2 separate regions of the Homo sapiens genome follow, and region 2 is linked to region 1. Evidence: read pairs that join two places in POLR2A ChIA-PET (ENCODE). Cell type or tissue: MCF 10A. All regions are shown on one strand. Each heading gives the region's core, and the rest is flanking DNA. Links, peaks and the distances in the headings are about the cores only.

Region 1 (6,778 bases), core at 1,675-4,174:
TATTTTTATTTTTTGTAGAGACAGGGTCTCACTCTATCGCCCAGGCTGGAGTGCAGTGGCATGATCATAGCTCACTGAAGCCTCCAGTCCTGGGCTCAAGCGATCATCTTGCCTCAGCTTCCCAATGGCTAGGACTACAGGGGTACCCACAATTCCTGGCTAATTTTTAAATTTTTTGTAGAGATAGGGTGTTGCTGTTGTTGCCCAGCATGGTCTTGAACACCTGGCCTCAAGCAGTCCTCCTGTCTTGGCTTCCCAAAGTGCTGGGATTACAGATGTGAGCCACTGTGTCTGGCCTTGCTTCAGTTTTTAGCTTCTAGTGTTTAGTTCATGTCCTCCTCAGCCTTTAAAAGCTGTTGCCTAGCATGCCTTCTTGGCGTGGACCAGCTCAGTGTCCTTACTCAGATGCTTGTAGCAGTCCCTGCAGCCTCAGCTGATCCTTCAGGGTTGGGCCTATGTTGCCCTTTTTTTTGAGGCTTTCCTCGATGACCTCAGCTTCTTTGGCTTCCTGTTCCTCTCAATTTCTCCTACCCTGCACTCTAGCCTTTAATTATGTGCTGTTTTCCATTGCTATAACTGAATACCTGAGACTCAGCAATTTATAAAGAAAATTTATTTCTTACAGTTTTGGAGACTATGAAGTCCAGTGTCTTGAGGCTGCATCTGGGAGGGCCTTCTTGCTGGTAGGGACTCTCTATAGAGTCCTAAGGTGGCTCAGAGTATCCTGAGCCTGGTACATGCTGCTAGTCCTTGCTGCTTGTACCTTCTGGAGTGCTGGGTTGAGCTGCACTTGGGGTCGCTTGAGCCACAGCTGGGGTGGCTGAGGAGTGCTGCACTGGGATGCAGAAAGCAGAGACCCAAGGGGGCCCTGGGCAGCAACCCCATGAAGGGTGCCTGGGTCCTTCTGAAACCATTCCGCCCTTCTAGAGCTCTGGGCCAGGGATGGGAGGGACAGCCTCAAAGATCTCTGAAATGGCAGGGGTCTTTTTCCTATTCTCTTGATAATTTCATCTATCAATAGTAATCTCCTTAACAAATGATCACCTACCCACAGCCTTGGTTTCCTCTCCTGAACACACTTTTTCACTCATTTTTTTTTTTTAAACATGGAATGCTTCATGAATTTGCGTGTTATCCTTGTGCAGGGACCATGCTAATCTTCTCTGTATCAGTCCAGTTTTAGTATATGTGCTGCTGAGGGAAGCGTCTTTTTCACTCTTTATGTGGCCAGGCTGCAGAGTTTTGAAGTCTTCCCATTCTGTTTTCCTTTTAATTATACATTTTGTCTTTAAGTCATTTCTTTGCTCTCATATATCACTGAATGTGGTCAAAAGTAACCATGCAATATCCTGAATGCTTTGCTGCTTAAATATTTCTTCTGCCAGATATTTTAGTTTATTGCCCTCAAGCTCTGCATTTCACAAAGACCTAGGACATGGACACAATTTAGCCAAGCTTGTTGCTACTTTGTGACAAGGATGGCCTTTACTCTAGTTTCCAGTACTTTGTTCCTCATTTCCGTCTGAGACCTTGTCGGAATGGCCTTTACTGTTCAAATTTCTACCAACATTTTGGCCACCACCACTTAAGCAAATCTTGAAGAAGATTCAGACTTTTCCCTAGCTCTCGTCTTCTGAACCCTCATCAGAATCTCCCCTAATGCTCCACTTATAGCAATTACAGGCTTTTTCTAGCTTGCTCCCTCAAACCCTTCCAGCCTCTACTCATTGCCCAGTTTCAAAGCCACTTCCACATTTTCAGCTATCTGTTATAGCAATGACCCCATTCTTGGTACCAATTTTCAGTCTTAGTCCGTCTCTTGCTATAACTGAATGCCACCTTCTGCATAATTTATAAAAAAGGGAAAATTATTTCTCACAGTTCTGGAGGCTGTGAAGTCCAGGAGCATGGTGCTGGCATCTGCTTAGCTTCAAATGAGGGTCTTCTTCCTGCTTCATAACGTGGTAGAAGGTATCACGCAGCGAGAGGGCAAGAGCGTGCATGTCAGTTCAAGTCTCTCCTCTTTTTTCAAGCCGCCAGTACTATCATGGGAGCCCCATCCCGATGACCTCATCTCATCCTTATTTCCTCCCAAAGGCCTCACCTCCACTCCACATATGAATTTGGGGATTACGTTGCCAACACATGAAAGTTGGGGGACACATTCAAACCATAGTATATGCTAATTGCTTTTTTTTTCTTGATACGGAGTCTCACTCTTGTTGCCTAGGCTGGAGTGCAATGGTGCAATCTCACCTCACTGCAACCTCTATCTCCTAGATTCCAGGGATTCTCCTGCCTTAGCATCCCAAGTAGCTGGGATTATAGGCACACACCACCACACTTGGCTAATTTTTGTGTTTTTAGTAGAGACGGGGTTTCACCATGTTGGCCAAGCTGGTCTCGAACTTCTGACCTCAAGTGATTTGCCCGCCTTGGCCTCCCAAAGTGCTGGGATTACAGGTGTGAGCCATCATGTCGGGCCTATTCTTTACTGTTTATACTTCTCTTGTGTGTAGACAAAATGAAACAGTAGAAAGGACAAGAACTTTGAAGCTAATGTAATCTGAATCCTTGAGTTTGTATCCTCATATTTTAAAAAATTGTGGTTACAAAACAAAACACATGAGATCTAACTCCTAACAAAATTTTAAGTGTACAGTGTTGTTAACTTATAAACACAATGTTATACAGCTGATTTCTAGAAGTATTTCATCCTCTGTGACTGAAACTTTATATTCTTTCAACAATTCTCCATTTTCCTCTCTCCCCAAGCTCCTGGCATTCACCATTCTGCTCTGCTTCTATGAGTTTGATTATTAATTAATTAATTATGATTATTATTGTTGAGATAGGGTCTCTCACTCTGTTGCCCAGTCTAGATGCAGTGGCTTGAGTGTAGCTCACTGTAAGTTCAAACTCCTGTGCTCAAGTGATCCTCTCAAGCAGCTGAGACTATAGGCATGTGCTGCTATACACAGCTAATTTGTAGATTTTTTTATAGAGATGAGGATCTTGCTATGTTGCCCAGGCTGGTCTTGAACTCATGGCCTCAAGTGGTCCTCCCAAGTCAGACTCCCAAAGTGTTGGGATTACAGGTGTGAGCCACAGTGCCTAGCAGAGTTTGACTACTTTATATACCTCATAAGAGTGGAATCGTGTGCTGTTTATCCTTCTGTGACTGTTTTATTTCTCTTGTGTGATGTCTTCAAGTTTCATTCATGTGGTAGCATGTATCAGGATTTCCTTTTTTTATGGCGGAATGATCCATTATGTGTATATATCACATTTTGTTTATCCATTTATCTGTTAGTGAATATTTAGGATGCTTCTACACTTTGGTTATTGTGAATAATGCTGCAATGAACATGGGAGTGAAAATAGCTCTTTGGGATCCTGACTTCAGTTCTTTTGGATAAATACCCAGAAATGAGATTGTTGGATCGTATGCCTCACTTTTTAAGTAAAGGTTTGTAATATGGAACATGTGCATTGTTCCATGTAATGCATGGCATACAGAGTGGGTTCTTTCCTGTCTAGGCACCCTCTTTTGAAACCAAGTGTCCATATAGTTTGAGTATTTTCACTGTGGTTTATCATAAGTACTTAGTATTTCTTGCTTAACTAATGCCTTATAATTATTTTTTAGAGACAGTCTTGCTCTGTCAACCAGGCTGGAGTGCAGTGGCACAATCATAGTTCACTATAATCTTGGACTCCTGGGCTCAAGCAGTCCTCCCACGTCAGTCTCCTGAGTAGCTAAGACTATAGGTGCTTGCCACCACACCCAGTTAATTTTAAAAATTTTGTGTAGAGGTGAGGTCTGTGTTGCCCAGGCTAGTTTTGAACTCCTAGTCTCAAGTGATCCTCCTGCCTCAGCTTCCCAAGTAGCTAGGTCTACACGTATGTGCCACCATGCCTGTATTTTTAACATAGCGATATGGGGTCTTGCCATCTTGTCCAGGCTGGTCTTGAACTCCTGTTCTCAAGCAGTCCTCCTGCTTTGACCTCCCAAAGTGCTGGGATTATAGGTGTGAGCCACTGTACCCAGCCTCTACTATTTTTGATCATGTCTTCAATAACACTGAGAATTATTTTGGAGAGAAGTCAACATTTCCCCACAAAAACCCTTTTATTCACTGGTCACTCACAGCAGCTGTGTCATTGAGAAGTGTTGACACTGCTTTTGGTTTTTAAGTGACTGTGTGTTATTCCTTCCCGGGGTGAAAAAAAAAATTGCAAGGTTGGAATTTTCTGGATTGTTAACAAGATCAAAAAGCAAAGATATAAAGCCAAGGGGGGAATGTCTTTCTACGGAATGGTGGTAGAAAGCAAAAAATGCTAGAATTTTGTAGAAATTACTAGGTATTACAAAAATAATCTTTGACCAGAAAATGAAGGTTGCTGTTTTTTATGTTATTCTAAAGTGTAGTACACTTTAACCAGCTAGGGTTTTTGTCTGGATCTTTAAAGTATATTGATAAAAATGCACATACACATTTATTTTTCTTTTAGAAGATGACTTGATTTCCTAGGACAGAAGTTATTTCATAGTTGTAATTTCAATAATCATGGATGTTAGCTTTGAAGTGGTTGATAAGAAGCTCTCTGATTCTCCTCTATTCAGAGAAGACACAGTTGTAGCCATTTCTCTGATTTTCCTCAGTTTTCGCCTTAGAACTAGTAAAAGAGGATTCAGTGGCTTCAGCATACTCAAAGCCAACATAGGGGTGTTGAATTCTCCAGGAAAAGAGAGATCCTGTTTTCTCAGTTTGTTGTTGGGGTTTTGTTTTTGACATTTTTTGACAGCTAAGATCAAGATCTCATGACTTGTGTTCTGGCCAGAGGACCCTCAGCTTTTTGTGATGAGTCATTTCCTAATGCATCCGGAGGCACTGGGCTTGGAACCCCCATCTCAGAGTTGGGGGCAGCAGATCCAGCCACTGCAGCTGGGAGGGAGTCCAGGTGTCAGGAGGAAGGGGCTGAGGTCTTCAGGGCTGGTGGCTCAGGGTATATGAGTAGCCTGACACAGGCACCCATGTCCCCAGACCTTCTCTGGCCATATGGAGTCAGAGTGACCTCCAGTCCCCTGGAAGATTGCCAAGAGCAAGGCAGCTCCTCAGCCCCTGAGGAGTTAGCAGCAGATTATCCAGAGAGGGTCTCAGGCTCCTTATCAGAACTGAGCTAGAGGGTGATTTAGGCCTGTGGAATGCAGGAGCAAGAAAGCCAAGTTACTGGATACAAGGTCAGGGCCTGCCTGTTAAGCAGCAAGAGCAACTTAGCCAGAGCTATTTAAATCTCTATCTTAGAAATTCCCGCTGGGTTGAGCCAGCAAGGGGAGTGTGGGGGCAAGGGTTAAGAGGCTTCAGCTGTGGGGAAGGAAGGGCCATGGACACTGAAAACAACAGGCCAGGCCTGGATGTCCTGACAGCCTAGACCTAAATAGAGAGGTTTTTAGTGTCCTGGTAGGTCATTTCAGCCTGCTTGCAAGTGAATGGGTCTTAGGGTGTAAGGTACATATTCAATCATGAGCTTGAAAACTGAGAATTACTTATGTGAATCTGGAAGTGGATGTAGTTTTAAATTCAATTTAGACAAAACAAATTCCTCAATTTTTCCCAAGTGTAAATTATAACCCTATATTACAGAACTGTCAGTTAAATTCATGAAAGTACTCTTTACCAAGCCTGAAGCAAATTGGTGCTTTTGAGTGCTATTACTTATCGAGAAATAAATATATAAATCAGAAAGCTGAGCTTTGGAAAAAAGAAATAAATATGAAGTCACCCAATAATCCATTCTGAGTAGATGAATGATTAAAGATATGTGAGGTGAGGTTGCTTTAGAGCAAGGGAAAACTCACCCTAGCCTCTGTGGTTCACATGGGCATGCATAACAGTACAGAATTTATTCCTTGGCTCTGTATGTCATACAGATTAGATTCCAAAGTCAACTGAAGCTTGCCTTATTGATCACAGAATCCTAACATTTAAACCAATTTTATCATCTTTAAGAAAGTTGAAAACTTAATACCTTTAGAGACTACAGAAACGCTTAGGCTGTTTAAAAACACTCTCATTCAAATACCTTCTTCCCTAAGGTCATATGGCCCTGGGGTATCTGGGGCAGATTGAACTGGCAAAGATTCAGAAGGCTTCATTGGTGACTTAGGAGGAGATAGGGGGCGTGTCATTAATACAAAGGCATAGTCCATCTGCTCAAAGAAGTTTATAATCTGGTGAGGAGCTTTACTCACAGATACCGTAAGAAAAGATGGATGAGAATAATGAATGGGAGAGTACTCAGATGGAATATTCCAGATCAGAATGGCAGTGCTTTTGAGAAAGCCTGTCCTGGTTTCCGTTGGTGTTAGAGACCACACAGAGACAGCACATTGCAGTTGGATACAGTCCCCATTCCTATTTTTGAGGACATTTGGATCTTGTGGACTGAGGTTAGCCATGTGGATATCTCTCCTGGATATAGTGGCAGAGACACACTGTGAGCAAAGTAACCTTTTCTTGGTGCCCAGGGTCACCTTTCAGAGCCAAGAATTGTGCTGCTTTAAAATGCTTTTTTTTTGGCGTCCTTGCATGCATTTGGGGATTGAAAGGCTGTTAAAATATAACAGCCTGTAATCTACTGTTTCGAATTTTACAGATTCTCTCCTGTCAGTCGCAGCTTCTCAGGGCTGTCATTGTGCCCAGATCTAACACTGTCCCTCCATTCTCTTAACTTACAACAGTCTGGGAAACCACATATTCTCTCCTGTTAGAAT
Region 2 (6,778 bases), core at 2,668-5,167, 75 kb before region 1:
TAGTGTGTTGAAGGTAGTATGTACTGGAACCAATGGAACTGTAAATGTTTACAGACTGCTTTTCCATGTAACATTATATCACAAGGCCGGGCGTGGTGGCTCACACCTGTAATCCCAGCACTTTGAGAGGCTGAGGTGGGTGGATCGCCTGAGGTCAGGAGTTCGAGACTGGTCTGGCCAACATGGTGAAACCCTGTTTCTACTAAAAATACAAAAATTAGCCGGGCGTGGTGGTGGGCACCTGTAATCCCAGCTACTCGGGAGGCTGAGGCAGGAGAATCACTTGAACCTGGGAGGCAGAGGTTGCAGTCAGCCGAGATCGTGCCATTGTACTCCAGCCCTGGGTGAGAAGAGTGAGACTTCATCTCAAAACAAAAACAAAAACGAAAACAAAAAAAATTATATCACAAGCATTTTATAAAAGATAAAATTATATTTAGGTTTATATTTTTTTAAGAATGTGCTTAGAGAAATAAAAATCTAGCTATGTTATATTAATATCAACTCTGGTTGAATACTTAAGGCCTTACCATTAGCTATGTAGGATAAATAAATTACAGTGCAAAAACTATTTTAAAAGCTTAAAGGATCATCCTTTTCTTGCTAAAAATTACATCTCTTCTAGAAGCAGGTCAATGGTACACAACCATGCTCTGTTTGAGACCTCTAGAGAGAATCAGTGTCTCTGCTGTGCTTGAGTGCATACTTTTCTTTGAAATGTGAATCCCTGTCAGCATTATTATAGTCAGAGCAATATTATATATATATAAAATGCTGTTAATGAACTTCTGAAAATCATAAACGCTCTTCAGGTATTAAAGGTGAGAATTATTCAATAGTGAAGAGAGCCCTTAAAGCAATTGGTTATCATCTGGGGTAATAGGAAACATTCTGAAGTTATCACTTGTTAGGTATCAAGCTATCAAGTTACTACTTGATAGCATAATGCTGCCTCTCAATTTGATGGTATTGTCTGTCCAACTCACTCAGCATACCGAGTATCTCCTTGTCCACAATCTTATTGTAGTCATTTTTGTTTCGGGGCTTGTGGTGATCAGTTTTAAGTCCTTAGGTAAGTTAGTTCAGTTGGCCACCTCATTATACTAATGAGGCCAAGGAAGTATGGCCCCATTGGTTACCATACTTCAGCTTTGTCGAGAGAATTATTTCTTACATAAACCATTTCCTCTACTCTGTTTTTCTCCACTTCTCCCAACCCCCAAAATTGTGAGGTTGTAAGCAGCTCAACGTGTTATACTAGGAGGCAAGGGAAAAAGCATAGGTTTTGGAATCTGGTGAAACTAAAATCAAATCTACACATTAGATGGGTCTCTTGGACAAATAACTTGGCCTGTCTAAGCCTCCAATTTCTCATCCAAAAATTGGAGTTAAACAATATCCAAATGTATGGTAAGAATTAGATAACATAAGTGACATCACACACAGTAGCACATAATACGCACTCAGTGATACTATTTCTTTGATAGGCATTGGTGCGGTTCGCCAACATTTTCTGGTGCTACCGTTTCTGGCACATGGTAGAAGTGCACTTTATGGCTCACTTTTGGTTACCTGAGGCCATGGGACTGGTTCCAGATAGTGGGTTGTGAGCAAAAAGTGACATATACTTGAAACTGCCAAAGCAGGGCCCATTTTCCTTTCAACATGGTGGCTGGCAATGTTCAAGATGATGGTTGCTCTCTCAGCTTGAGTTCCATGGCTATAATGAGGAGTGTGTCCCAGCTACCCCAGGAAGGATGAGTGGAATGAATAAGAAACAAGTTTTGTTATTTTCAGCCACTGGGATTTTGGTGGAGGTGTTCTTGCAGCGTAATTCAACCTTTCCTGCTGCTCCTGCTGCTTTCCTCTACTTAAACAACCAACAGTTCAAACTGAGAAAAAAGGAACATCATTTAATTGGTGGCTTGAGGGATGTCTGATTGGTTCTCTGATCTCACCCTGGTCATATGGGGAAGTCGCTTGTCCAGACTGAAGCTAGAATGAACTTTTCTCGTGTTGGGGATGGATCCACATGGTCTCACTCTGTCACCCAGGCTGGAGTGCAGTGATGCAGTCATAGCTCACTGCAACCTTAGGTCCTGGGCTCAAGGGGTCCTCAGCCTCCCAAGTAGCTAGGACTACAAATGTGAGCCACTGAGCAGGCCTTTATCAGTTAAAATATGTAAATGTTCTATTCCCCCACCTCCCATGAGTTTACTAGATTTATTAATAAAATAATCCCTTTAAAGAGCTAGTTGAGTATAACCTAGCAGCAATAAAACACTATCCTAGTATGTCAAATTCTATTTCAACAAATGTTATTACTACCAGTGTCTCTGAATAATAAGAATGTTTACCAACTCTAGTTGACAACTGATAATTTTATATAATATTTGCCATAGCTAAATTTCATGACAATAATTGTGAACCTCTCTCAGTGTTCAGCAGAGAGATAGCTGACTTATGGTACTTCATAGAAAAATAAAAGGTAACTGTTCTTTTTTTTTTTTTTTTTTTTTTTTTTGAGGAGTTTTGCTCTTGTTGCCCAGGCTGGAGTACAATGGCATGATCTTGGCTCACCACATCCTCTGCCTCCCGGGTTCAAGCGGATTCTCCTGCCCCAGTCTCCCGAGTAGCTGGGATTACAGGCATGCGCCACCACACCCAGCTAATTTTGTATTTTAATAGAGACGGGGTTTCTCTATGTTGGTCAGGCTGGCCTCGAACTCCCAACCTCAGGTGGTCTGCCCACCTTGGCCTCCCAAAGTGTTGGGATTACAGGCATGAGCCACCGTGCCCGGCCTAAGGTAACCGTTCTTAAGGTGTTATTGGCAGGCGGTATGAGTTTAGATCAGGATTGCATTCAGCTGCATATAAGAGAAACTACCATGGTGGCTTAGCCAAATGGAGTTCATTCTTCTCATGTAACATGAAGTCTGGAGATAGGTGGCTCGCTACTGGCACAGCTGCTTCAGGACATCATCAGGGGCCCAGGTTCCTTCTAGCTTTCTGCTCTACCATCCTTAGCATGTGGCTCTTGTCCTCTTAGTTGCAAGGTGGCTGCCTTTCTTGCAGGTATCCTCATTCCAGACAGAATGAAAAAGGAAGGGCAAAGAGCAAAATATACACGCCAGCTGGGTCTGTCCTTTTTTCATCAGAATCTGCTGCTTTCCAGGAAACCTCTCCCTGTAGAATCATACGATCACCGTAGCTGTAAGGGAGTCTGTGGGAGTATTTTAGCTGGGCTCACTGCCACCCCAAACAAAATCATATTTCTGTTAACAAAAAAAGAAGAATAGAAAGGATCTTGGGTAGAGAACGAGTCATATCTTCCATTGAGCCTTAAGTGCATTATCTCATATCTTTGCAACAAAACTATGAAGTATTTACTATTATTTCCTGGTTTTCCTCCCATGTTTTACATTAGGAAACTGAGGCACAGAGGGCTTAACTAACTGACCTAGGGTCACCCAGATGATGGGTAGGAAAACTGGGATCTGAAGCTAGGCAGTCTTTGGAAGATGATTTTCAAATAATCACAAAAGGCAAAAGTGGAAAGTCTGTCAAGTTTAGAGATTGGTTCTGGGCACGGCCAAGGTCTCTTGGGCAAACTGCCAGCAGGTCCCTGTGGGAGGCAATTATGATGTCATGTCTTTCCTGCTGTAACCACATACTCTCAGACTCCAGATAGTCCTAAGGCAGCTGTGACAAGCATCTGTATTAGCTTACTAGTGAGGCAGGGTTCATGGGTCCAAAAAACTTGGCACATCAGTGCTTCTGGGCAGCAAAATGGATTGGGGGAGGGGTGAGGCAAAGGTGTGGCCTTTCTGCCCTCTTAGCTTAGGGTGTGTGTTTCAGACATGCTATAAAGTACTTCAGGTTCAAGGAGAAAACAAAATCTTTTGAAGCAATAAATACTGACAAAAACTTACATAATTATTAAAATGCTGGGCTTTTTTGGGGGGGGGGGGCGCTCACTCTGTTATCTTTATTCATTGTTTTACTTAACTTTAACAGCTCCTGGCCTGTAGTAGAAAACATGAAGTGTAGCAACAAGAAGAAAGGCTCTGCTCAGGGCAGGAGAGCAGAGGCACTGGGAGCCAGCCAGTGTTCTCAGGTTGTAAAATAAAATCTCTAGACCAATTGGACACTGGCCTCAGGCCATGGCAGTGATTAATGCCAGAGTTGTAAAAAGTGCCGTGGTAGGAACGGTTAGCCAGGTTGTACTGTGTGCGTGTGTGTTTGTGTGTGTGTGTGTGCTGGTTTTTTCCTTAAAGTAGCTTAATATGAAACACATAATTCTCAGTTGTTTTGGAATCTAAAAATAAAATTAAAGACTCATTTACTTTTCTCTGTCTCTCTTTTTTTTTTAAGGAGACAGGCTCTTGCTTTGTTGCCCAGGCTGGAGTGCAGTGGCATGATCATAGCTCACTGTAACCTCAAACTCCTAAGCTCAAGCAATCCTCCCACCTCAGCCTCCCAAGTAGGATGATAGGCATGTGCCACCAAGGCTGGCTAATTTAAAATTTTTTTTTGTAGAGACACGGTCTCATTATGTTGCCCAGGCTGGTCTCAAACTCCTAGCCTCAAGCAATCTTCCCCCATCTGCCTCCCAAAGTGCTGGGATTATAGGCATGAACCACTGCACCCAGCCTCCCTCTTTTTTTTTTATTTTATTTTTTATTTTTTTGAGACGGAGTTTCGCTCTTGTTGCCCAGGCTGGAGTGCAGTGGCACGATCTCAGCTCACCACAAACTCTGCCTCCCGTGTTCAACCGATTCTCCTGCCTCAGCCTCCTGAGTAGCTGGGATTACAGGCATGCACCACCACGCCCGGCTAATTTTGTATTTTTAGTAGAGATGGGGTTTCTCCATGTTGGTCAGGCTGGTCTCGAACTCCCAACTTCAGGTGATCCACTCGCTTTGGCTTCCCAGAGTGCTGGGATTACAGGCATGAGCCACCGTGCCCGGCCAGGCTCTCTTTTTATTAAGAACTTAGCCAACTTTACAGAAGAAGCCTAAGTAACATTAAGCTCCAAACCAGTTATATCACTCCAAGTCTCCCCTGATCTTTGTTAATATACATTACTACATTTTTACACAGATGTAATTAGTGTAGTAGACATATAATTCTGCATTCTACTTTTTTCACTTAACTTTATTTCATATGAATATGTTCATACTGCCTTGAAACATATGTTTTGGGTTTTTTTCTAAGCTTTAGAGTATTCTGATACATCGATCAGTCACTGCTTTCTTAATCATCCCCTTATTGCTGGGTATATGGGCTGTTTTCATGGTTTTGCTGTTATAAATGATGCTACTTCAAACATTTTTGTACAAATTCTTTCTTTTTTGCACGTAGGTTATTTCTCAGGATGATGTTCCCCAGAGTGGCCTTATTTAGTCAATGTGTATAAAGAGTTACTTATCTCTAATTGTTCTCTGACTTACAGTATCATCAGCAATGTAGAAATACACCTGCTTTTCCACATCACTTGATGTGCCAATTATTTACTTATTGTCTCATAGCTCTGCACCGACCCCACTCTACTCTGCTTCACAATGCTGGGGCTAGAAGCCTGCAAAGCACATTTCCCAGGCTTCATTTCTAGCTGGCTTCTTGTTAGGTTCTGTCAATAGAAGAGGCCAGCAGAAAATTAGAAAGTGTAAGGGAGGGAGAAGCCATAGTTTTCTTTCTTTCTGCTTCTGGCAGTATTTCTAGAAGTGACTTCATTTCTGGACGTCCTCTCTCTGGTGTTCCCAGAATCCTATTTGGCATTCCCAATGACACAATAAGACATGCAGTCTTGTGCTGTGGTAGTGCTACCTCCTCCTTCTTATTCTGCCAGCTTCTTTCTTTCTATCTTTATTAATCTCAGGGTTACCTACCTTTCCCTTTTGACCTTTCAGTTCTCCCAACAATATAGTTTCCTGTATTAAATACCCTCTCTTTGAAATACCTAGCTTGATTGCTAATTTCCTGACTAGATCCTGGTTTAGAAACTGGGTCTTCTAATTCTAATATATATTTTATTAGGTTAATGTGAGTATAATGGCACCCAAAGTCCTATTTTGCATTTTAAAAAATTGGTAGTGGAAATAGGTTTTTTTTTTAAAAAAAAAAACTGTAAACATTTCATTAACAAATATAATTTATTTGTAAATTTAAATCTAGTCTTAGGGTCTTTATTCCATTTTTGTTAGATTATTTTTCTGTTTTAATAAATATTGTAGTGGTTGAGCGGTGGTTCCTAAAACATAGGTCCATGTCTAAATACCTGGAACTTGTGAATGTTATTTGGAAATGTTATTTGGAAAAAGGGTCTCCGTGGAAGTAATAGTTAAGGGTTTTAGGATTAGCTCATCCTGGTTATCTGGATAGGGGCCCAAAATCCAATGACAGGTGTTGGATTGGATAAGAGAAAGGCAGAAACTGGGCATGGTGGCACACGTCTGAAGTCCCAGCTACTCAAGGATCACTTGAGCCCAGGAATTCAAGACTGCACTGTGTTATAATCATCCCTGGGAATAGCCACTGCACTCCAGCTTGGGCAATCTAGCAACACCTCATCTCTTAAAGAGAGAGAGAGAGAGAGAGAAAGACCAAGAGACAAAGGTAGAGCGAGAGAGAGAAAGAGAGAGATTTGAGACATACAGAAGAGGAGAAGACACAGACCATATGAAGATGAGGGCAGAAACTAGAGTTTTGCAGCCATAAGCCAAGAAATGCCTGGAGCCACTAGAAGCTGAAAGAGGCAAGGAAGGATTCACCCCCA

The links. ChIA-PET counts read pairs that join two places held together with the same protein. Peaks named below come from ENCODE experiments on the same cell type or tissue, not always from the same donor. Only the 100,000 strongest peaks of a DNase experiment are listed, where the experiment ranks them.
Region 2: POLR2A ChIA-PET joins it to region 1 with 5 read pairs; 12 of 35 experiments call an interaction of 5 or more read pairs at or near these places.

What each region holds. Positions count from the first base shown.
Region 1 is chr2:159,025,936-159,032,713 of GRCh38, forward strand. All of the region lies in intron 2 of TANC1 (tetratricopeptide repeat, ankyrin repeat and coiled-coil containing 1), which reads left to right. It also overlaps the pseudogene RNU6-580P. Among named protein-coding and RNA genes, the nearest start is that of TANC1, 61 kb to the left of the region's middle. RefSeq lists an enhancer at 3,541-6,565. In MCF 10A, for the core only: no CTCF peak of the experiment used is centred there; no DNase peak of the experiment used is centred there.
Region 2 is chr2:158,950,414-158,957,191 of GRCh38, forward strand. No RefSeq gene overlaps it. Among named protein-coding and RNA genes, the nearest start is that of TANC1, 15 kb to the right of the region's middle. In MCF 10A, for the core only: no CTCF peak of the experiment used is centred there; DNase peaks (open chromatin) are centred at 3,668 and 4,148.